3 separate regions of the Homo sapiens genome follow, and regions 2 and 3 are each linked to region 1. The links are chromatin loops, found by intact Hi-C in ENCODE. Cell type or tissue: GM12878. All regions are shown on one strand.

Region 1 (8,000 bases):
ATTACAGGCACGCACCACCATACTGGGCTAATAATTTTTTATGCATAACATAGCACACACACAATTGATCAATTCTATCCCATTAAAATTAGAGATTTCTATTTACTAAAGATATCATAAACAGGGCTAAAATTAAAATCCAAAGCTGGAAGATATTTGTAATATATACATGACAAAGGATTAGTATCCATAATACACATACACACACACACACACACACACACACACACACACACATTCTCCTAAAAATTCTTAAGAAAAAGATCAAAAACTTAAAGGGCAAATAAGCAAAAAATACAAACAGGACTTTTACATAAGAGAAAACATATGTGTTTCATAAAGTTATGAAGATATTCAAGCTGATTGGCAATTGAGGAGATGCACATTGAATACCTTTTTATGACCACTAGGTTGACAATAAAAAGTTTGACAATGTCACTATTTCCAAGAATATGAAGAAGAAAATTATCAAACTCCATGGGAGAGAGTGTGAGTGAGTATACTAACGTTAGAACGTAATTTTGCCTTGCTTAGAACAGAAGAGTGACACTCCTTATGACTCAGCACAGCCAATTCTAGATATGTTCCACTGATAAATTTCTGTCCAGCTGCACACAAAAACAAGGTCAATATGTTTAAAACAGCGTTATTCAGAATAGCAAAAACAACAACAGCAACAAATCCAAATGTCTACCTGTGGTAGACAGATAAATAAAGTATGGTATAGCAGCACATTGTACACCAATGAAAATGAATAAACCACAGCTATACTAGCAACATAGATAAATCTAAAAAAAAGTTCAGCCAAAAAAGCAAGTCATTGAGGAATACATTCTGTATGATTCACTACATAAAGTCCGAGACCAGGAAAAATAAATGGACAAAACAACAAAAAAGAAAGTGATTAACATTAAGTTTAGCTTAAAAAGTTCCTCTAGTGTGGAGGGGGAGATGATATCAGGGATGACCATACACGAGGGTTTTAAAGTTCATGCACTCTTTCATATGTGTGATGTGTTTCAAATGAAAAAAAGATTAAACAAACACTACCTCATTTCACCTCCCAAATCTCTAGCATTGAGTCACAAAAGACACAGAATGAAATTTATAATACCATATGATTTATATAAGTTAAAGACATATACACACCCAAGCCAACACTACATATTTTACAAGTAAGCATAAATATTTAAGGACATATTTCAAACTCATTAACATGAAGGCCTGTGGCAAGAAGGGAAGTAGGAATCAGACAGGGGGAAAAGATAGAATGGGTCAAGAGAAGTGCCATGAATGAATTGTTTTTAAGTTATGTAGGGTTATTTATTCCAACTATGTTCCCAAAAGGATTTCAGGAGGCAGAAAACATGGCAAAAATATTATTGTAGTTCTCCAATCCATGTTCCGCATCTTTGAGGCATTTAATTTTCTAGATTCCATGGAGGTCAACAGGAACGTTCTATATTGTAAAGGAATTCAAATGATTTTGACAAGGAGCAGTTTATTTTCTGAAAGCTAAGCTGGGTATTAGGGAATGGCAGGCCTTGGAATTAGAGAGGGAAGCTGAGGACAGAACGTGTGTTGGGCATGACTAGGGCATTTTCACGCTTCATTCCTATCCCACGAGCTCTGTTTTTCCTCACCCTGTCAGGACTGAAGGGAAGGAGAAAGCAGGTGCCCCCTTTCCCAGTCTAATATTACACAATTGATCATACAGAATGGAGTCCCTTGCCAAGCTAGATGGAATGCAGGTTTTTTGGTTGCCCTGGTAGAGCCACAGCTGATTGCTCACTACAGATCCTGCAGTTTATCCCAAGGGTTTGTTTCTTCAGCTACTCTGAGGCTTCAAGCAAAGAAGAAATGGAGTAGGATGGTCCAGATTTCAGGACCACCACTTGGCCCACATACCTGCTACACAGACAATTTGCAAGAAGAGATAACTAAAGGAGTGAGGATTCCCAGAAGAGGAGTGAAATCAATGGCATAGAAAACATGAGCAGATAGATGGGTTTACCTTAATCAGCGAAAGGAGAAACCTCTTTCTTGTTATTTCCAAGATAGGAGTAACAGATGTAAGACATGAAGATAACTTCATATATATATATATATATATATATATATGTGTATATATATATATATATATATCTTACATCATATATATGAAGTAACTTCATATATATAACATAAATATGAAGATAACTTTATAGATAGGGGAGGGAGGGAGATCATGATGAATGCTTCAATTTTCTTGCAAAAGTAGACAGTTATAGTTGGATACAAAACTTTCTGCTAAGTGCTAAAAAGGCTAAGTCACAGAGCCTTAATCCCAAAAGTTTGCATTCTACTTTCAAGTGCTCAACTTACATGTATATATAGGGCAACCTATGCATGTCTAAGGATACTAAAAAAAGGGTGCTCAGAGGAAGGACAGAAACAATCAGTGTGGCTTGGCATAGTCAGTGATGGTGTTAGACACACCCTTGGTGCTCCATTTGCCCTTGCCCTTCACCCACCTCTAACTTCAACTACAGTTGTAGGCAGTTCAGAATCACTTCCCTCTGCCAGAGTCCCTGTCTTTCAGCTTCTTCCTTCAGGACCCTGGGAGCATCTTCAGCCTGCTGGAGGGCACAACCTGGGGGAGATGTTACACCTATGTTTTCTAGTTTGTAGAGAGTAAAGTCTATACACTTTACTTCCAATGGGTGAGTAGCTGTAAATCTTTGCCTGCAGGCTCTCTCTGACAGCAAGACCCCACTCTGTCTATATGCTGGGAATGAAGGAAGTGCCAGGAAATTAAACTCCCACCCCCAACCCATGGCATAAACCTCAAGTGATGACTTATGAAAGTGGTGGATAAAGTCCCTCCAGCCAATCTCTCTGCAGGGATAAATCTGAGGCATGTTTCTACACTGGCAGCTCCCCAGCAGGATTCAGCTCCAGCTGCCTATAGTGGTAACTTGCCTGCTCTCACACCCTTGATTGGCTTCCTTCCTTCACACTATCAAGTTCCCACTCTCCTACAGGTGCTTCCTTGCATCACCTCTTAAATGACTTTCACTCGAATCCTTGTCTCAGGCTCTGCTTCTAGGACAACCTAAATAAACTAAGACAGTACTGTGGGGGCAACCCTCATTCAGGAACAAGGGAAGGGGAACAAGGAGTGAAGAAGCCTATGGATAAATGCTCCAGTTTCCTATACAACTGGTGGATAATTGTGGAAGGCATGCCTTACATTTCTCAGGAGGTCCTGGCAATGGCGACCTTGACAATATACCTTATATTGGTTTTTCCTTTCCCATTTCACTCATCACACACTCTCACTTCTGCTTCTTGGGATTGTTCTCAAGTAAATGACCAGCATCTGGGTCTCTGACTCAGGCTTTTGTTTTCTGAGTAACTCAAACTAAGGCAGAAAGCTTTGTGGGAAAGAAGGTGTAAAATGAGCTGGAACATTAACTATGGATAAGAGTTAAGGGAAAGGTCAGAGAGGATGCCAGGCAGGAAAAGAAAATGACCAAAGGTAGGGAGGTAGAACCGGCTAGAGCATTTTCAACATGCCAGATCCCCAGAAGGCTCTTGGTGGTAAGCTGTGAGGAGAACACCAGAAAGGTAATTGTCTTCCTTTCTTAGCCTCTTGAGAAGAAACTGCCTCGCCTGAATTAGCTGGCACTGACGATACATATAATGCTGCTGCATGTGCTTATACCCTGCATCTGAAAGTCCTCTGGATGCCCTGTTTCCTGTCTGTCTTCAAAGTTGTCTGGACCATTTTTACTGTAGCTTCATATTTTTTCTCTGTTCTTTGCCACTCACTTGGCCACCTGGTGTAGACTCACTAGACCAATAGGATGCTGGCTCTTGGCAGTCAGGTAACCATACAAGCTAGGGAATATGGGTATAGCATCACACCAGGCTGCACTCGCCAGCAGGCTGAAGATGTTTTCAGGGATGAGGCTCTGGCTAATTGGGAAGGGGTGCCCCGGCATTGGCCCGTAGACTGTGCTCTCCCTGCTCCTGGCTTCCCCCTTCAGAGGAGAGGAGCTAACTGGGAGGTAAGGATGATATCAGGCCTCGGTCTGCTGAGGATCGGAGAGCTAAAGGGTTAGCTAGGAGGAAATCCAAGCTAGCCAGCAGAGCCTCCTGGGATGCTGGACAGGTGGCCACAGGAGGTCAATATGAGTCTGTGCAGGATGCTGGAATTGGTGTGGTCATTGTTAACACAAAGTAAGATCTTTAACAAGCCACATGTGGCAGGGTGCAGTGGCTCATGCCTGTAATCCCAGCACTTTGGGAGGCCGAGGCAGGTGGATCCCCTGAGGTCAGGAGTTCGAGACCAGCCTGGCCAACATGGCGAAACCCCATCTCTACTAAAAATACAAAACTTAGCCAGGCATGGTGGTGGGCACCTGTAATCCCAGCTACTCAGGAGGCTGAGGGAGGAGAATCACTTGAACCCGGGAGGTGGAGGTTGCAGTGAGACGTGATTGCATCATTGCACTCCAGCCTGGGTGACAGAGCGAGACTCCATCTCATAAAACAAAACAAAAACAAACAAACAAAAAAACCCAAAAACAAGCTATAGGTCTCTAGTTAGAGGGCACTTCTGCACAGTGCTCCTTCTTTCCCCTCATGGGCTGCTGGCACACAGAGGAAGGTAAGTGATATTCCTAGTAATGTAATGACTGCACCTGGGCTTCTGCTTCAAAGCTTGTCTCAGGAATTGCAAGTTATACCATCCTGCTTTTCCTCATCACCTGGTCCTGCTCAGACAATCTGCCTGCTCAGTGAAGCATGAGGTCCGGAAGGTTTGCTTTGCTTCAGCTCATTTGGGGAATCACTGGGGGTTTTCCCTGCACATTTGTTCATTGTTAGGGCTTCCTCCCATCAGCCTTCCTAGATGGCTGGATCTTGTCCATGTACTGCGAGATATTCCAGAATGACTTGCTGGGAAAGAGAAACGGCTGCATCTCACAGGCGGGAATGTCCAGTGATGTGGTGGTGTGGGCCTGTGTTATAGCTCCCATGAGAGGCTGCCAAAAAGACAGGTAAGGGCATCAGATCCCATCTGGGTCAGGAGATGGAGTGAGCTCTGAAGCTGACACTCTCTGTGCACTTCCTTGTCTCCTCTCTGGGCCTCAACTTTCCATCTACAAAATGCAGATGATCTCAAAGAGCTTTTCTAGGAATGCACAGTCATGTTTTATGGGGGGACCCATTCCAGAATTGCTCCAACTCATATTGATTTTGCAATCTGTATGCTCACTAAATACATTCTTCATTCAGGTCTCAAATGTCTCTGGCCTGGAAGAAGACAACAGCTTTTTGATTGGTCTCCTTGTCTTCCATATGCCTCCAATTTTTCTCTTCACTTCTGTTAGAATGACATTTATAAATTAGAAATATGATTATGGCTTCCCAATAATTACAAAACAATCTAAATGGGGTGACACATGTGAGGCCTTTTAATATCTGAGCTTACTGCCATCTTCCAGCCTCTGTTCCCAGCCCTTTCCCCCAGGGCTTTATGTTTCAGCTAGTCTCAAAACCTCACTTTTCCCTGAAGGTATCATTCTGCCTCTCTTATCTCCATTTGGAATAGCAGTATTGAAATAAAAGAGTTTTTAGAGCCAGAAAAACCTGGCATGAGACTTAGCTCTGCCATTTCCTACCTTTGTGAATCTGGACATGCTGTTTCTTTTCTGAGCTCCAGCTTAATTGTTTCTAGAATATGATTGACGTGAGAGTTAATGATAAAGGCCTATGTTTTAGTTCATGAAAGGCAGTCAATAAGTTTCTAGAATTATTACTATAATTCTTATCTGTTTTTGATAATTCCCTACTTTTCCTTTAAAACCCAGCTCCAGTGTTAGCTCTTTGATGAGGCTTCTCCAAGTACCAGACAAAGGACCTTGCTTTTTCTTAGACCTCTGTTCAAAGTTGTTAGAATACTCACCATCTTGTATTTTTATTGTCTATTTATGTGTTTGTCTTGCCTGCCTGACTTTGAACTCCTTGAGGAGAAGAATTGTATTTCATTTGTCTCTTCATCTCTTGTGCCCAGCACAAGGCCTGTCAGGTGCTCAGCGAATGTTGAATGAACAAATGACTGTTTTCATTCTTGGTTAGAAAGAACTTTCATTAAAACCCAGAGGAAGGAAATGTGGAGGCTTGTTTAGTCTGCGTTGCCTGATTAACTAGGCACACCCATGCTCTCTTGATTCCCCTACTGGTCTGTTCTTTGGCAAATATCAGAAGGTCGTGTGGCATCCTGTCTCCCTTATCTAGGTGGGTGTGATACAGCCAGGGAAGCCTCCACACCCTGTATCAAAATAGACCGGCTAGCTCCAGCCATAGGGAGGGCTTCAAAAACAAATTCAGCACTTGTCTTTGGGAGGTCTGCAGGGGTAAATTTAAGAATGAAAGCTCATCAAAAATGCCTGATAAAACTTGTCTGCACATACTATTGTGCTGCCAGGTATAAAGGGATATACAGAAAGTCCAAAGATTCTGGAAATAAAGGTTTCATTAGAGCTACAACTGATGGGTTCATATGTAAAGAGAAAAAGGAAAATGGGCCTGAAATAGGAAAATGAGGAAAGATTTTAGAGCTGTAGAGATTAACACTTGAACAGCAATCAGTTGGGTGAAAAGTAACCTTTCTGAGATTAATTATGTATTTCTTCACTGGCAAAATAGAGGATGGAAATTACTATCTTGCAGGTTGATAGAATGGCAAAATTAACAAGGTAAGAACAGTCTTATCTTGAGATTGTTTATATTGAGAGTGTTTTAGAAACACTCTCAATGCTTTATGTTTTCTTAGTACCTGAGAAATGACAATGTACATTCACAATAACTCTGGGGGAGCAGATAGAGTAATTATCGTTCATGTTGGGTATTTTCCTTTCCCCTCTGGATCTACTCTTACTCTTCTCTACCCTGCTCTGTGCCCCAGGGGACTGATCTGTAGAACACAGTGGGCTCCAATGTCTTCGGCTCCTTATTTGTTTGGTTAATGTTAATGGGGAACACAAGCAGATAATTAGAGAAAAAAAAGAACGTGAGGTCCGAGTATTCATTTCTTTGAAATCCATAATGTTAGACTCTGGGTTGGCTGCACACCTCTTCCAAAGGTCACAGCTTCTTCTAGGAGGTCCTACGCTTCAGGTTCCAGCTAGAGCTCCTTCCAGGTACAACTCTCAAACCTTGGGGCCTAGGAGTGGAAGTGGCTCCCTGCTGTTGCTAGCTGCCCCCTTCTCCACATAATTCACCATGTTGTGTTGGTTTTCCCCAACCCTGTCCACACCTTTGCAGTACTCTATTCATTAACCTGTCTTCACTCATCCCATTTGTGTGCACCATCAGTTTCCTGCTAGGACATTGACTATTGCAACCTCCAGTTAATGGTCTGAGAAATTAAAGCATGAATAAGTTAAATATCTAGGACAATGTCACATGATTAGGAATTGGCAGAATTTGTCTTGAAATCCAGGTCTTCTGACATCTGCTTCCATGTTAGTTTTAAGACTCAATGATGATGACACAGTCGAGGCCTCTGTTTTGGTCTAAGATTTAAATGATACAGTTCAAATCCTGGCTCCAGCCAGACCTAGCTAGTTGACCATAGACACATGCCTTTACTTCCATTATCCTCTATTTTCATTTTTTTTTCTGAAAAACAGGAAAAATACCCCTTATTCTGTTCATCTCAGGGAGCTGTGGTTAAAACAAGGTCATATTTGTCTCAAATATACAGATGACTTCCTGAAACTTAGAAAATGGTTATTGGTTTAAGTAGTCCAGATAATTTTTAAATTTAATATCAATTTTAATAATAACAAAAGGTATTAACTGCCTAAAATATCAAGGACTGTATGTACTATGTCAAAAATAACAATGATAATAATAACAATGACCCTATGATGATGATAATGGTAGCAATTATAATAATAATACTAGAAAATAATGTTTGTTGAGTTTTTATTAGTCTTTTTAGGCTT
Region 2 (8,000 bases), 90 kb after region 1:
GATGGATTAAAGACTTAAAATTTAGACCTAAAACTGTAAAAACCCTAGAAGAAAACCTAGGCAATACCATTCAGGACATAGGCATGGGTAAGGACTTCATGTCTAAAACACCAAAAGCAATGGCAACAAAAGCCAAAATTGACAAATGGGATCTAGTTAAACTAAAGAGCTTCTGCACAACAAAAGAAACTACCATCAGAGTGAACAGGCAACCTACAGAATAGGAGAAAATTTTTGCAATCTACTCATCTGACAAAGGGCTAATATCCAGAATCTACAAAGAACTCAAACAAATTTACAAGAAAAAAACAACTCCATCAACAAGTGGGCGAAGGATATGAACGACACTTCTCAAAAGAAGACATTTATGCAGCCAACAGACACATGAAAAAAATGCTCATCATCACTGGCCATCAGAGAAATGCAAATGAAAACCACAATGAGATATCATCTCACACCAGTTAGAATGGCGATCATTTAAAAGTCAGGAACCAACAGGTGCTGGAGCGGATGTGGAGAAATAGGAACACTTTTACACTGTTGGTGGGACTGTAAACTGGTTCAACCATTGTGGAACACAGTGTGGCAATTCCTCAGGGATCTAGAATTAGAAATACCATTTGACCCAGCCATCCCATTACTGGGTATATACCCAAAGGAATATAAATCAGGCTGCTATAAAGACACCTGGACACATATGTTTATTGAGGCACTACTCACAATAGCAAAGACTTGGAACCAACCCAAATGTCCAACAATGATAGACTGGATTAAGAAAATGTGGCACGTATACACCATGGAATACTATGCAGCCATAAAAAATGATGAGTTCATGTCCTTTGTAGGGACATGGATGAAGCTGGAAACCATCATTTTCAGCAAACTATCGCAAGGACAAAAAACCAAACACCACATGTTCTCACTCATAGGTGGGAATTGAACAATGAGAACACTTGGACACAGGAAGGGGGACATCACACACTGGGGCCTGTTGTGGGGTGGGGGGAGGGGGGAGGGATAGCATTAGGAGATATACCTAATGTAAATGACGAGTTAATGGGTGCAGCACACCAACATGGCACGTGTATACATATGTAACAAACCTGCACATTGTGCACATGTACCCTTGAACTTAAAATATAATAAATATATATATTATATATATATATATAAATGTACAAGGAGATTAAAGTTGCTTTCATGCCTGCTAACACAACATCCATTCTGAAGTCCAAGGATCAAGGAGTAATTTTGACTTTCAAGTCTTCTTATTTAATAAATAAATTTCATAAGTTGATAGCTTCCATAGATAGTGATTCCTCTGTTGGATCTGGGAAAAGTCCATTGAAAACCTTCTGGGATGGATTTGTCATTCTAGATTCCATTAAGAACATTCATGATTCATGAGAGGAAGTCAACATATCATCATTAACAGGAGTTTTGAAGAAATTCACTCCAATCCTCATGGATGACTTTGAGGGGTTCAAGACTTCCATGAAGAAATTAACTGCAGACATGGTGAAAATAGAAAGATCACAAGAATTAGAAGTGAAGGCCTGAAGATGTTACTGAATTAATGTAATCTCCTGGTAAAACTTGAATGGACAAGGAGTTGCTTCTTATGGATGGGCAAAGAAAGTGTTTTCTTAAGATGGAATTTACTCCTGGTGAAGATGCTGTGAACATTGTTGAAATGACAACAAATGATTTAGAATATTACATAAACTTAGTTAAGAGTTTGAGAGGGTTGACTTCAATTTTTAAAGAAGGTCTAGTGTGGGTAAAATGCTATCAAACAGCATTGCATGCTACAGAGAAATCTTTTGCAGCAGCAAACTTCATTGTTGTCTTATTTTAAGAGGTTGCCACAGCCACCCCAACCTTCATCAACTACCACCTTGATTAGTCAGAAGCCATCAACATCAAGGCAAGATTCTCCAACAGCAAAATGATTATGACTCGCTGAAGGCTCAGATGATGGTTAGCAGTTTTTGGAAATAAAGTATTTTTAAAGTAAGATATGTACATTGTTGTTTTACACATGATATTATTGTACACTTAATTGACCATGATATAGTATAAACCTAACTCTTATCTGCACTAGGAAACCCAAAAATCCATGTGATTCCCCATTTTATTGAAGTATTTACTTCAATATTGAATCTACAATATATCTGAGGTATGCTTGTATATATTCTCAAAGCATCTACTGTGCCTATTATATCCTCAAAATCAGGCTAAACTCCCTCTGGAGTCTCCCCTCATCACCCTAGACACCATATTCTTGCTCTTTCAAAACATATACTTTCTTTTTTTTTGCTTATTTGTTTCAGCTTTTGCTTTTCACACAGCCATAGACTAGCCTATAATTGTCACTCTGATGAAGCTATATAGGCTGAGATTTTAATTTCAATGGAGATGGGAAAGCAAATAAATAGTAAATAAATCTAATTTAAATAAATATTACTGGAAGTTTTTATGTGATTACTCTTATGAAATGGGTTTTAAACAAACCCATGTTTGATGATTCCTCTCCTATAGGCAGCCAAATGGAGACTTTTGCTAATATCTTGGTATAGCAGAAAGGGAATGGGTTTTAGCTTCAGGGCCAAGCTCAAAAGTTGCTGCTTCAAAGAAGTTTTTCTTGACCCCCTCAGAAGGTCAGATTCTCAATTATATTGATTGAAATTGTGGCTCTGAAAGTACTCCATAATTTGTAAGGTGCTATGCAAATGCTGGTAATTATTATCTACTTTAAGACATAATCAGAAGGACACACCATGGTAAGATATGTTTTTATTTTTAACTGTTTGAAGTAGGTCTAGTTTTATTTTAGTCTAAGAAAAGGGTGAATTTTTATTCTTCTTCCCACTATTCATGACCAACCACAGGGGATCTCATTAGTGATTCAGTTGGTACTTACCACACTCCCAACTTGGCCCAAGAAGTGATGGAGTCTGAATATACACATGGCCTTAAAACAATTCAGAAATGAACTTAATGGCATTTAACAAATAATAAGCAAGTGGACAAATGCAGCCTCCTCAAACCATCTCTAATAACCCCACAAGAAAGAAGGAAAGAAGCCATCTCTATAAAAGTGCAAGGTGAAACAGCAAGTTCTGATGTAGAAGCTGCGGCAAATTAAAGAAAACAATATTTGAAATACGGGATAGTGCACTGCTCTGGGCAGATTTTGTGAATCTTAGTCCTCCAGTTAGAAAAGAGGTAGAGGTCCATGCTCTTCTGCACTTCTTGGTCTCTTGTCATAAGTAAGACATTCTGGCCCAAATTTTATTCAATTTTTAAGAGATTTTCCTAAGTATTTTAAGGTGCTGATTTTTCCTCTATTTCTTCCTCAGGGATCATGGAAGGTGATGTGGTTTGCTTGCCACATAAATTCAATTTGTCTTTAAAGCTTCTCGTCTTTAAAGCTGCTTCCTCTTACATAAAATGAAGATCAAAATCTTTATTTGACCATGTCTACCTGCTAAATGTTTGTGGCACTGAAGGAGCAAAGAAAGGGAAGATCTCCTAAGACTCCAGAGAAACACAAGGAGTCTTTATCATCAGGGGTCTTTGAAGGGAAGGAAGGTGCATGCTGTCTTAACAGATCAGCACCAAAGTTTTGAAAATCAAGTTGACACTTACAAATTAATAGCCCCATCTTGACACGCTCACTGGACAAGAACAAGTAGACACTGAAGCACTGGCTGACCCACTTGCCCCTGTCCTGTCCCACTTACTCAAAGTACCTCTTTGTGGTTTTGGACAGCTCACATTGAGAAGTGGTCAGCTTTAATTTTCTTTCTCTTGTTTCTCACACAGCCATAGACCAGCCTAAGATATAGAAGCTGAAATTTCAGTTTCAATAGCACTAGTGAGAATGAATTAATATTGAATAAATCTGATTTAAAAAATATTTCTGGCAGTTTTTATGATGATAATTCTTATGAATATGCAGCTTTAAACAAATTCACCTTTGTTGATGGTTCTCTTTCCTATAGACAGCCAAGCAGAGAGTTTTGCTCATATCTTGGCATAGGAGAAAAGGGGACAGGTTTCAGTTTCAGACAGTTCTGGATTCCAATCTTGATCAAATTACTAATTTTGTACATATGTAGCATTTAAAACGATTTTTTTTGTTAAACATTTTCGGTTGCATTTTCATATTTCATAAATCTTATTGCCTGTGGGCCTTCTTACCCTTTGAAGCAATGAATTTCAGAGCTTGGGGAGAAGCACAACACCCTCCTACAAGAACAGACCTATTGTTCGTTTTGACTCTAAAATTAGATATTTGTTTGAATCTATAAGTTAAGGGCTTAAAGCTGAGCAAAATAATATATTAATTAGGATTTGCATTTGGTTGTATGTAATGGAAACCTGGCTACTACATCTTAATAGCATTTGTTTTTCTCTGGAAAACAAACAGAGCACCACGTAGCTCTGGACTACAAAGACAAAGGCAGGTAGTCCAGAGCTACTGTGGTGGCAACTCGATGCTATTGGGACCCTGTGGTGGTCAATTTTGTGTGTCACGCTGGCTAGGCAAGAGTGCCCAGTTATTCAATCAAACACTAATCCAGGTTGCTGTGAAGGTAATTTGTAGATATGATTGAATTCACTTTAAGGAAGGAAATTATCCTAGATAAGCTGGGTGGGATTGTTTTAAACCATCTAAAGGTCTTAAGAGCAGAACTGATGCTTTGCTGAAGAAGCCTCATTCCACCTATGGACTACAGTTTTATCCTGTGCCCCTGAGTTCCAGCCTGCCCTTCCTGATGGCCTGCCCTACAGATTTCAGACTTGCCTAGACAGCCCCCACAATTGTATAAGCCAGTCTCTTGCAATAAATCTGCCTGTCTATCTGTCTATCTATCTATCTATCTATCTATCTATCTGTCATCTGTATATCTATCTATCTGTATATCTATCTATCTATCTATCTATCTATCTATCTATCTATCTATCTATCACTCATCTCCCACTGGTTTTGCTTATGGTGGGACCATGATTGATACAGACCTAGATTCCTTTTAGCTTTCCCTGTCACTATCCTTAGTGCTTGCAAGTGGTTACCGCAACACTAGGCATTGTGCCTATATACTTGGCAGAAGTAAGGGGAAAGGAAAAGGGCATAAACCAAAAAATGAACACCAACCAAGTCTGTGTCTTTCTAAAAAGGAAAACCCTATTCAGCAACTTCCACTCATATCTCCTTGGCAAGGACTGGGTCACGCGAGCAGCTCTAGTAACCTGTGAGTCAGGGAGAAGGAGAACACTTTGAAATGGGCACACTGTGGCTCTAAATAAAATGGGGATCTATAGTAAGGAAAATGGGGGTATTGGTTCAGCAACCACAGAGATTTTCTAAGTTCCCATATCATATTAAGAAACAAACCTGAACAACTTGGATCACTGAGTTTCTTCTATAATTGTAAAATGATTACTCCTTCCACCTGTGGCAGCTGGGTCTGGAAGCTTACTGCCTTGAGGGAGAAGCATGTATGTTTAGGAAGTAAGAACCCTGAAAGTTCATCTCTTCTGGCTCCAGAGTTTCTGGGAAGCAGAACTGAGAAGGAGATAGGAGAGGCAAATGGAGTGTGCCCTGACTTCCCTCTGTGCCTCAGCCCAGCATGGGGAAGGCTGGTAGGTGTTAGGTGAGTGATGTTGGGGAAGGAGTCATTCTTCTTGGCTTTCTATTTGGCACTCTGAAAAAAGGTGCAAAGCAAACTCAGACGAGTAGAGAGGCAGAGGGAGAAACAGAATTTGGCTTTTCAAAGCCACTTCTATTTTCTGTGATGAGGTGCCCCAAATTTCCCACATGACTCTGAGGAGGCATGGAAAGCCATTGAGTTGAGAAGCAGTAAACTTTCCATAGGACCCTCCAGCAAGGGGTGAGAGCCAGGTACAGGACAGAGACCAGGGCAGAGACTGGAGGTGATGTATCTGTGGCACTTGAGAGGTCAGAGAGAAGACTGAATTAGTAAGCATCCCAGGCCCTCATAAAGCTGAGAGGCTGGGGGAAATGAGAGGGTGGGGGAAAGAGGGAGAGATACCAGAGAGAGAGAAGAGGAGAGAGAGACCTGAGTTGCCCAGCTGCAGCCCTAGCAGCAGGGGACAGGTCAATGCCCAGGAATACAGGCTGTTGCCAACAACAGTGGAAATAGCCAGCCCAAATAGCAGCTCTGAATGGCCCCTCCACAGAAGAAGGCACTAGTGACCTGAGGGCCTGCCTTTCTACTCTGCTGCCTTTGGCCTGCCTCTCAAACACCAATATACAGAAGATAAAGAGAAGAGGGCCAAAATATGAGAGACTCAGTACATTTTACCTAACAAGAGCCAAACAATAACCCAAAAGGACTTTAAATTATTGCATAGGATATAAGTATAGCTGACCGGATTATAGTCTTTGTCCTATAACTACTACCCTAAGTCACTACTGAGTAAATAGAGACTCATTAATAGTTAAACTCATGAGAGTTAAGGAGAAAATGAGTTGTATTTCTTTGCATATCTGAATCAGAGTGTGATTTTGCAACTCCCCTATGTGTAAAATGAAGACAATACTTTTTGTGAGAGGTGGTTGGGAAAATAAAAATGAAATCTTGTTCCTTCTATGAAGAGCAGCTAAGAGTGATATGCTTAATATGTTAGCTTAATTTCAATTACCCGTGCCCACTGCCCACTGGTGAGCAGGCTCTATGTAAAGCAAGGCTTCCTGTATCCTTGGGGTGGTGAGAAAAGGAAGGCATTCAGGAGCGGATCTCATCATGAGCAGATTGTTACATTTTCTACCCCAAATCCTCTCCACTCCAATCACCCATATTGTTATATTGCCTCCTCTCTTTTCTGTCATTGCATCAATATATTGTTTGGGTATGTTTATATGTTTATTGTACATCTCTAGGAGGGGAAGGGCCATATCTGACTTCTTTGAAACTCAGGTACATGGTAGCCATGTAATAATTAATTGGTTAATGATGTAATTACTTCCCTGGGGCCCTAGAAACCCCATTTTTGCACATCCAATGTGGCCAATCCATATGTAGGTACATTTTTGATCCAAGAGGAAAATAGTTTATAGAATATACTTCTTTCTGCAATCACTGTCTGTTAATGCATTTGCTAATTTCATTTTACTTTTCAAACCCAATGGATTATTAGCATTTTAATAAACATCAAATTTAAAATATTTGTGAATCAGGACTCAAATATATGATCTATTTAGTCTTTTTAGTAAAATACCAGTATTTTCTTATAAAACAAAACCATAAAATACCATGTCCAATAATTCTATATCCTAACCTTGCTTTCATTATGTTTTCCAAGCCTTTTCTTCACTCTTAGTGTTGTTGGAGAGTTCCAGGGAGGAGTGAAGCTTCTCTCACCTATGACCCATTGTATTTTGTGGGAAATAAATTCTAGGATGGTTTTTCAAAGTATTTCTTCCAAAAAACATGTGTGCTGTGGGCTGAATGTTGGTGCCTTCCCCAAATTTATATGTTGGGACCTAGTACCCAATGTGATGGTATTGAGGAGTGGAGCCCTTTGTAAGTGATTAAATTATGAGGGCCCCAGCCTCATGAATGGTATTAGTACCTTTATAAAAGAGGCTGAAGCTAGCTTCCTTGACCATTCCACTATGTGAGAACACATAAAAAGTGCCATCTATGAAGAACAGGCCCTCATAAGACACCAAATCTGCTGGCACATTGGTCTTAAACTCCCCAGCCTCCAGGGCTGGGAGCAATAAATTTATATTTATAAATTATGCCGCTTAAGGTATTTTGTTATAGTAGCCTAAAAGAACTAAGGAAGAAATTCATATGAAGAAGCATGGTACTTCTGTAAGAAATACCTAAAAATGCAGAAGTGGCTTTGTAACTGGGTAATGGGTAGAGGCTGGAAGAATTTGAAGGACCATGCTAGAAAAAGTATATATATTTAAGGGGAATTTTGGCTAGTGCTCAAAAGAAGAAGAGCACTTCAGAGAA
Region 3 (8,000 bases), 64 kb after region 1:
ATCGAGGGCAACTTTCTGCCTCAATGTGTGCTTTGTATCTTAATTAGGCTGAAAGCCTTGGGAAGCATACCATTTTATTGAACAAACACTATTTGACCTTTCTAATATTTTATTTTTACCCACAAAGAAAATATCCAAAGAACGAAACTTTCTGATATGGAACAAATTCTTATTTTTCTTTGGCACATACTTTGTATTGGATTGTCAAAGACAAAGGAAGAAAGGCTCGCTGAGAGCCATGGGAGAGTGTGGTGTTTTCAATGCACCTGGCATTCCTGGCTCTTCTCCTACTGGGGCATAGGGCTGTGTGAAGGGCTGGACGTTTTCAATCACAAATTCTTGCTTTGTCTATAGCATTAACCCTGTGAGCCTTCTCCACTCTTTCTATGACACTTGGCATCTATCTCCTTCCCCAACCCTGGGCTGATAGAACAAACTGGTAGAATCAGTTGACACAATCTCTATCAGAAGCAACTGGCCTTGTCTTATCCAGAGCCAATAACGCACAACACACAAGATGGCTGAAGTCCAAGGTTCCTGCACATTAACAGATGGAGGGGAATTATCAGTGGAGAAATACAACCAAGCACCATGTGGATGGGTGACAAGAAGTCTTCTGGCCAGAGGAACAGATTACATACCAGCACTGCCTTGGCTCACTGCCCCGAAGAAATACATAGCAATCCACACTCGGGGAAAATTCCATGAAATAGCAGAGCAGGAACATCCTGAAGCCAATGGCAACACATTCCAAGAAAAACATCCAATGAACCAAACCCAAAACAACACAGACCTCAGAAACGTAAATAAGAATTAACTGAAAAAGGAAACCTTCAGAGTCTTGGGAAGCAACACAACAGATTAAGTGACCACAAAACACTAAAACACCAACTAGTTATTTACCCACTGCTTTGCGGTAAATATAAGGCCCATAGTCTCCAGGAGGTTATTTCTGGGCGCCAAGGACTTAGCACATAGTCCAGCAAAGAGCTTGGGCTTTATTTTCCTACCCAGGGCAAGTGGCATTTGTAATGGGCCTGAGAACCAGAAAGAAGATATTTTTGAACTACTTAGTCTTATGGCTATTTATAAGGATGAGAGAAGATCAGAGGGTGGGAAATGCACTGGGCTTCAAGTTAGAAGACTAGGGTTTGCATTCTTACTCTGCCACTGACTAGCTCTGCTGTCTTGGCAAGCTACTTAACCAAGCTGAGCTTTGATTTCCTCACTTGGAGAAATGAGTGGATAATAAAAATTATTATTTGTTCCTCATGGGGTTGATCTGAATATTAAATGAGAAAATGGAAGTACTCCTAAGAGGCAGAGTACAATGCAGTAGCCAGCCATTATTATGGTTGTTTCTATTGCTGTTACTACTTCATTACCCTAGGATCACAGGAGAATTCACGTTTGCTAACTTGAGATGAATTTCCTGATAGCTGAGGTTTGCCCTCACCCCCAAGCATCTATCTCAATGAATTATCTGCTTCCTTGAGAAGGTTCTTGTACATAGTTTAAACTTTTCTTGATGACTTAGAACCAAAGATATGAACATCTATTATTGTCCTCAGTAGCTTACAGTTAGTTCTGTTTGATTTTTCTCTCTTTCTTCTGTGAAGTCAAGCAAAGCCACAACCCACAACTCCTGACCTGTCTATATTTGTTTATTTATTTATTTTTGAGATGGAGTCTCACTCTGTTGCCCAGGATGGAGTGCAGTGGTGCAATCTCAGCTCACTGCAACTTCTGCCTCCTGGGTTCAAGTGATTCTCCTGCCTCAGCCTGCCAAGTAGCTGAGATTACAGGTGCCTTCCACTATGCCCAGCTGATTTTTCTATTTTTAGTTGAGATGGAAATTCACCATGTTGGCCAGGCTGGTCTCAAACTCCTGACCTCAAGTGATCCGCCCACCTCAGCTTCCCAAAATGCTAGGATTACAGCTGTGAGCCACAGCACCCAGCCAAAACTAATCTCTTCCTGACCTGTATTAATAGCTTCTCCTACCTCTATTTTGCTTGCCTATTTCTAATTTGGTCCACCTCAGATGATCAAGCTTGGTAGAAATGAGTGCTAACCATGAAACAGAGAGTCTCTATTTAGAATTTTGGTGATAAAATATGAGGCATTCATACAGGGACTTTGAGATCACCACAGTAGAGTGTAGAGACATATTTTGGCTCAAGATTAGAGAGTGGAAGGTGTCAGAGAAGCTAACCTCAGGGTGAGCACATAGTGCCTGAATTAGGAATGCTTTGGATATGTTTGGCTCACTCACATATCTCTCTCATTTTGATGTAGGTAGGTACAAGTGTGATACTTATCAATTTATAGTTGGTGGGGAACAAAGCCTGAGTCAGCCTCATTAGGGGCAAGGAAGTATTTTGAAGACCTGCGGGAACAACTCATATGTGTCAATCCACACATAACAATTTAGATTGTTTTGACTAAATTATACTTCCTATCAAGATCTAGAGTCATTCAGTTCAGCAAAATGACTTCAGGGATCAGCTTCTTAGCTGAATCAGATCATTGTTTTACTGATTTCACCTAAACAAACTGTTGTTTAAGTATCCCAGCTTTTCACCATGGTGGAATTATGATAGAATCACAGGACATAGTGCTAGAAGAGCCCTTCCATGTCATGCATCCCAGTGGTTCCCAAGTGCTACTCTGAAGACCCATGTTGGTCCACAATACAGAACAGTACAGGTTCCCAAGTACTACTCTGAAGACCCATGTTGGTCCACAACAAGTTTTCACAGGTCTGTGGAAAAATGAGAAAAAAATAAGGACAATAAGACGATTCAGCATCTTTCCCCATGAGGTTAATGTAATCATTTTAGAGTCATGTCTTATATTTCATAATTTTTCTTTTTTTTCTTTTTTGGAGTTCCTTGTCCTTTAATTTGAAATGATTGTAATGGTAAGTGACAGTTATTTTTCAAAAATCTATTTCTCAGATCAAAAAATTGACCATGTTATGTTAGGCTCCTGGTTGGTACTGGTCTTTTGTTGTTGTTGTTGTTGTTGTTTGTTTATTTGTTTGTTTGCTCTATAAACTTCAAAAATTTGGGAACTTCAGATCTAGACAAGCTCCTTATTTTTCAAATGGGGAAACAGACTCCCCCAAATTGTCAAAGTTCACACAACTGGGAAGATGGAAAATTAGGACCAAAGCTTGGCCCCCCTGTTCTCTTTGCCCCACAGCTATCTCCTCAACAAGTAGAATGTTATAATTATGACCAATTCTGTTGAATGAGAAGAATGAAGCTCTGAAAGAAGAAGCGATCAGAGAAAAGGAAACCTCTTTCTCAAGTACACACCAAAGTGCCCGAAACTGATACTTCATGTATGTTATTTTCTTTATCTCTTACAACAACCCTAAAAAGAGATACAGTTGAATACACATTATAAATAAAGAAAACTAAGTTCAGAGGTGTGATAGATACCTTAACGACTCAGAATCCATCAAACTATAATATCACCAATTTACATGCTATTCAACAAATATCTGTTGAGTGTCTTTCTTGTGCTAGGTAAGACTAATGCTAATGTAATTGAAAGATTTTAGCAAATTATACAGTGATAAACAGATATTCAATGACTTTTTAAAAAACTATCTATCTAAAAAATTCCTGTGAGGCTGGTTATTATTATTTTCATTTTATAGATGAGAGAGTGAAATTAGTAGAGTTCAAATGTGTTACCCAAAGTCATATTTTGGCATGTTGCTGTGACTGGCTTTCTGATTCCTAATCCTGTTCCCCTTTCTCTATACTCTGCTAGGGATATCTTTTTCCAGAGAAGAGGCATGGTGCACCAGAAAAACCTTAGTATGCAAATAATCATGGGCCAATCGGCCACAATTATTTCTTTGAAAAGGTAGGAGCGAAAGAAGAGTTGATGGAGACACCAGGCATGAAAGGGTCATAAGTTCTGGGCTTTCCAATAATAAGCCATTCTCCTCCAGATGATTTTAATAATCTCTAGCACATGTGTTCTAACCCCTTGATGCTGTACAATATGTGTAACCAAATAAAAGATCTCTCCAGATTTAGAGATTTACTGTTTGTGATGGGAAAAGGCCAACCAGATGACATCATTTATATTCCAAATATGAGCTGCTGCCAAGGCTGGTGATGTTAAGCTGGAGAAATTGATCCTCAACATTATTCTTTGAAGGGAAAAATAAAACTGGTCTTGGCCTAGATGGTGTCTTTTTAAAAAATAATTTATGTAAATATGAAGATGAGTTTAATAAACTTCTATTTTATCCAGGATTGCTTATGTCCAGTGTGTGGGTTGTTTAGATACAAAATCACTTCCAAATAATTAAACAAACTGGGTTAGGGCATACAAGTTAGCATTTTATTGTTGTTGAGTGGATAATTGATGGGGGATTGACCTGAGGCTCATCTGCCCTCAATTAGCAAAGCATACAAGTTTCCAGGGCTGTGGTCACTCATTCAAAAGCAAAGGTGCCCAATTTGTAATGGTGGAGAATAGTATACTCTGCATCCATCCCTCAACTTCTTCCTTTATATCCTGGAGGACATGGATGCCTGAAGAAAACCATGGTAGTGTTAGGAAGGAGACACAGGAAAGATTGATACCATTCCTAGTTCTAAAGATAAATCTCAATTAATCTAAGCCAATAAACAAGTGACATTTCCCCCATGGTCAGTGATTTAGTAGTGACCTGTAATAAAGATAAAGGAAAAGACTTATATTCCATTATTGAGGAAAATACTTTTCCTTCTCTTTCTCAGTGATGACAACAAAGAAGCATCTAGTCCCAATTGATATTGGCATCCATGTTACATTCTCAAGGGGGACCAGCTTTAGGATGAGGCCAGTGTTTTGGATGGCTGAATGCAGAGATGGAAAAAGCCAAAATGCTTGATTATACTATTGAGCCACTGATTGTGCTATGCCTTCTGAGTTCCTAGAGCTCCTCCTAGAGCTATTGCATTTCCTTATTCTTTAAGCCAGTCTGAGTTTCTATTGCGTGCAGCTGAAAGCATCCTAACTGATAGGGAGCAATGACAAAATTTGCTTCCTGAGGTTCCATCAATTTATTGAACCATATACTCATGGTATTTTCAAAGATGGAGAATCTTAAGTTTGTTTTCATGGTTTTTTCGTATCCAGCTGTCACTACACTCACAGTGATTTTCTAAAACAAAAACTGCTGATAACACTCCCTGGCTTCTTGATATAGCCCCTGCTACCCTTCCAGCTCCATCTCTCATCAAGCCCACCAGCCCTCTCCCAAAGTCCTATTATTCTAAAGCACCATACTTTCATCTCTGGCCTTGCTCCTGCTCTTTCCACTGCCTGTAACAATCTCCTTCACTACCTCCTTCCCCACACTCACCCTCCATCAAATCTTGGCTTAGGCATGACTTCCCTTGGGAATCTGTCCCTTCCTTACTCCTCCTAATACTCTTCCAAGACCCCATTCATCCCCCATCAGAGCATTTTTCACACTACATGGAAATGACACTCATTTCTCTTGGACTGTGGATCCAGTGAAGGCAGGAAACACCTGTTTTGTTTATAGTTTTGTCCCTAGGACTTAACATATAGTTGGTATTACACAAAATATTCATTGAAAAATTATGAACTAATTACTTAAATCTATTCAAATATTCCTTCACTGCCTAGTGCCCAATTTGCCTTAGTATGGCTTTTAATGATCTGGCCCTGACTTCCTGTCCAGATCTCTCTCCTATTACTCACCCCTAAATTTCTTATTTAAAGTGCACTGATTCATGCATCCTCTGCTGTTTCATATCTCAGTGCCAATGACAGGCATTTTGTTACGTCCTGAAACTGGCCACTGTTGTGTAGTTCTTCTTCTTTAGGTTGAGATGTTGTTGTGAATTAGTGATATGAATAAAAGTTGAATTCTACACAGCATCTTCTCAGTTGTATGACATTGGGTGGTGTAATTAAACTCTCATCTAAAATATGAGAGGGAAATTGTACCCAATTGGCTGTTGTGAGGATAAATGAAGAAATGAATGAGAAGTCACCTGGTACAATACTCCTTGTGCCAAGTTGTTGGAATAACCCTCTCTGCTGAATCATTGTTGAACTCTGCCCTCTAGTCTTAGAATGAACCACTAATTTAAAACTACTAATTTATTGCTCTGAAAAAGTAAAATCAAAGAATAAAAATTGAGCATGAGTCTGGACTTGAAAAGAAAGTATCTGAGAAATTATAAAGTGGCCTTGCTGAGTCTCTATTCTCTGCTTTAAAGCCGGGAGAGTTTCGGGTTAGTGAGAATGCTGTTTGGGGTTAGTGGGAGTACTGTTTCTGAATTTATTTGGTTTGGCTAAAATGGTTACTTCGCTATGGCTGAACCTGCAATTTCCAGGAAGTAACTGAGTTCTTGCAGCTTCAATAACAATTGTGGAGCCCACAGGGCAATCCTTCAAAGCCTGATGAGAGCACCATGGCAAGTGTTTAGTGGTGCCTTTAAGATGCTGCTGGGCAACAGCTGAAGTGCTAGGTGGAAGCCCATTAAAGGCTTTCCTGACTGCTGGGGGGTGGGAAGAAAACACGCTACATTTACAGAATGAGCTGGATTCGATATTCTTACAACTCCTTCCCATATTCCTGGATCTTATTCCTCGACCACCCTCCTAATTTCTGATGCCTGACTTCTGCTCTATGCCTCTGTGGTCTGGGGCATCCTACCACCCTGAATAGCAATCAACCTTTTCTAGAGACATCTTGGAGGGGTAGAGGAGGGGAAGAAGACAGCTTTAAGAAAGAGGTGAAGAGATTAGATGCTGCCTCTAAACAGGACTTTTTCCTTCAATTAAATGTCTTCATTTTGGGGGGTTTAGTTTAGTTTTGTTTTTTCTTTTTAGACCCCATCCAATGACCTATCATAAATGTCTTCATTGAATAGCAGGGAAAATGTATGCTTTGAAACCAGAGAACTGGGTTTGAATCTAGGGCTCATCTACATACTAACTATAACATTTTAAACCTCAGCTTTCTCATCTATAAAATGGGATAAATTTGTCTTGCAGTTTTTCTGGTAATGAAATGAGATCCTAGATGCAAAACATCTAGCTGAGAGCAGACTGCTTAGCAGAGTTCAACAAAAATGACTCTCTTGCTAATCTTTTATCATTATTGGAAAGTATATGTTTCTTGTAAACTGATTTTGATCACCTCAGTCAGAGTGTGATGGGAAGACAAGTTCTCTTTGGATCGGACTTACAACATGCAAGGGAAAAGACATATAATCCAGCAAGTATCAGAATCATAAGCATTTCACATTTTGACCTTTCTGAAAGCTTTATGAGTGTGTCGAACACAATAATTTAGACTGTCAAGATCTAGATCAACATTCCTCGTTGTGGATGGAATGGAGCTAAGGGTGAAGGTGAGAGGTGGGAATGAGCTCTTCATGGGTGAAGGGTAAGAGTGAGCTTAGAAACAATGATTAAATGGGTAGAGAGAATGACAAGTAAATGTAGAAGTGGGCTCATGATGATGTCTTGAGACTCAGTTTCCTCATTTATAAAACAAAGAGGTGAGATGAGATTGGGATTTTCTAACTGTGTACTGCCAAATTGCTTATGTTTTCTTCATGGGATTCAAGGAGAGAGACTACAAAAGGAAAGACAGAGAAGGGAGAAATTGAATACAATCATTCTTGCTAAGAAGCAGGAAGGGGCAGGATAAAGGGAGTGATATTTCATGCCTTTGGTCCATAGACTCGTGCTAATGGTTAAGGTCTTCTCCAGCTCTTTTCTTTCTCCTCTTTTCCTTCTCCTTTTTCCTTTTCTCCTTCTTCTTTGTGGAAATTAAGAAACAACAAATAATGACGTTTGCAAGCAGAATGAGCTCAGCTCCATAAACATTGGTGGAGCAGCTACGAGCAGTTATTGTACTAAGTGCTGAGGATATAAAGATGATTAGAATATGGTTCATGACTCCAGTGAACCCTACAGTCTAGTTGGAGAGACAGATGCAA

The links. Peaks named below come from ENCODE experiments on the same cell type or tissue, not always from the same donor. Only the 100,000 strongest peaks of a DNase experiment are listed, where the experiment ranks them.
Region 2: a loop joins it to region 1, with 4 times the contacts of the local background. A loop is called at or near these places in 2 of 110 quality-filtered maps.
Region 3: a loop joins it to region 1, with 3 times the contacts of the local background. A loop is called at or near these places in 3 of 110 quality-filtered maps.

The regions. Positions count from the first base shown.
Region 1 is chr1:56,130,923-56,138,922 of GRCh38, reverse strand. No RefSeq gene overlaps it. Among named protein-coding and RNA genes, the nearest start is that of LINC01755, 190 kb to the right of the region's middle. RefSeq lists enhancers at 3,428-3,517, 4,440-5,639. In GM12878, no CTCF peak of the experiment used is centred here; DNase peaks (open chromatin) are centred at 3,364, 4,812 and 6,169; H3K4me3 peaks cover 878 bases; H3K27ac peaks cover 2,338 bases.
Region 2 is chr1:56,041,400-56,049,399 of GRCh38, reverse strand. All of the region lies in intron 3 of LOC105378737 (a long non-coding RNA gene), which reads right to left. Among named protein-coding and RNA genes, the nearest start is that of LINC01755, 100 kb to the right of the region's middle. In GM12878, no CTCF peak of the experiment used is centred here; no DNase peak of the experiment used is centred here.
Region 3 is chr1:56,066,862-56,074,861 of GRCh38, reverse strand. The region is part of intron 2 of LOC105378741 (a long non-coding RNA gene); the gene reads left to right. It overlaps LOC124904591 (a long non-coding RNA gene), which reads right to left. Exons shown (of 2, transcript XR_007067031.1): 2 at 4,347-4,562. Among named protein-coding and RNA genes, the nearest start is that of LINC01755, 130 kb to the right of the region's middle. In GM12878, a CTCF peak has its summit at 4,961; no DNase peak of the experiment used is centred here.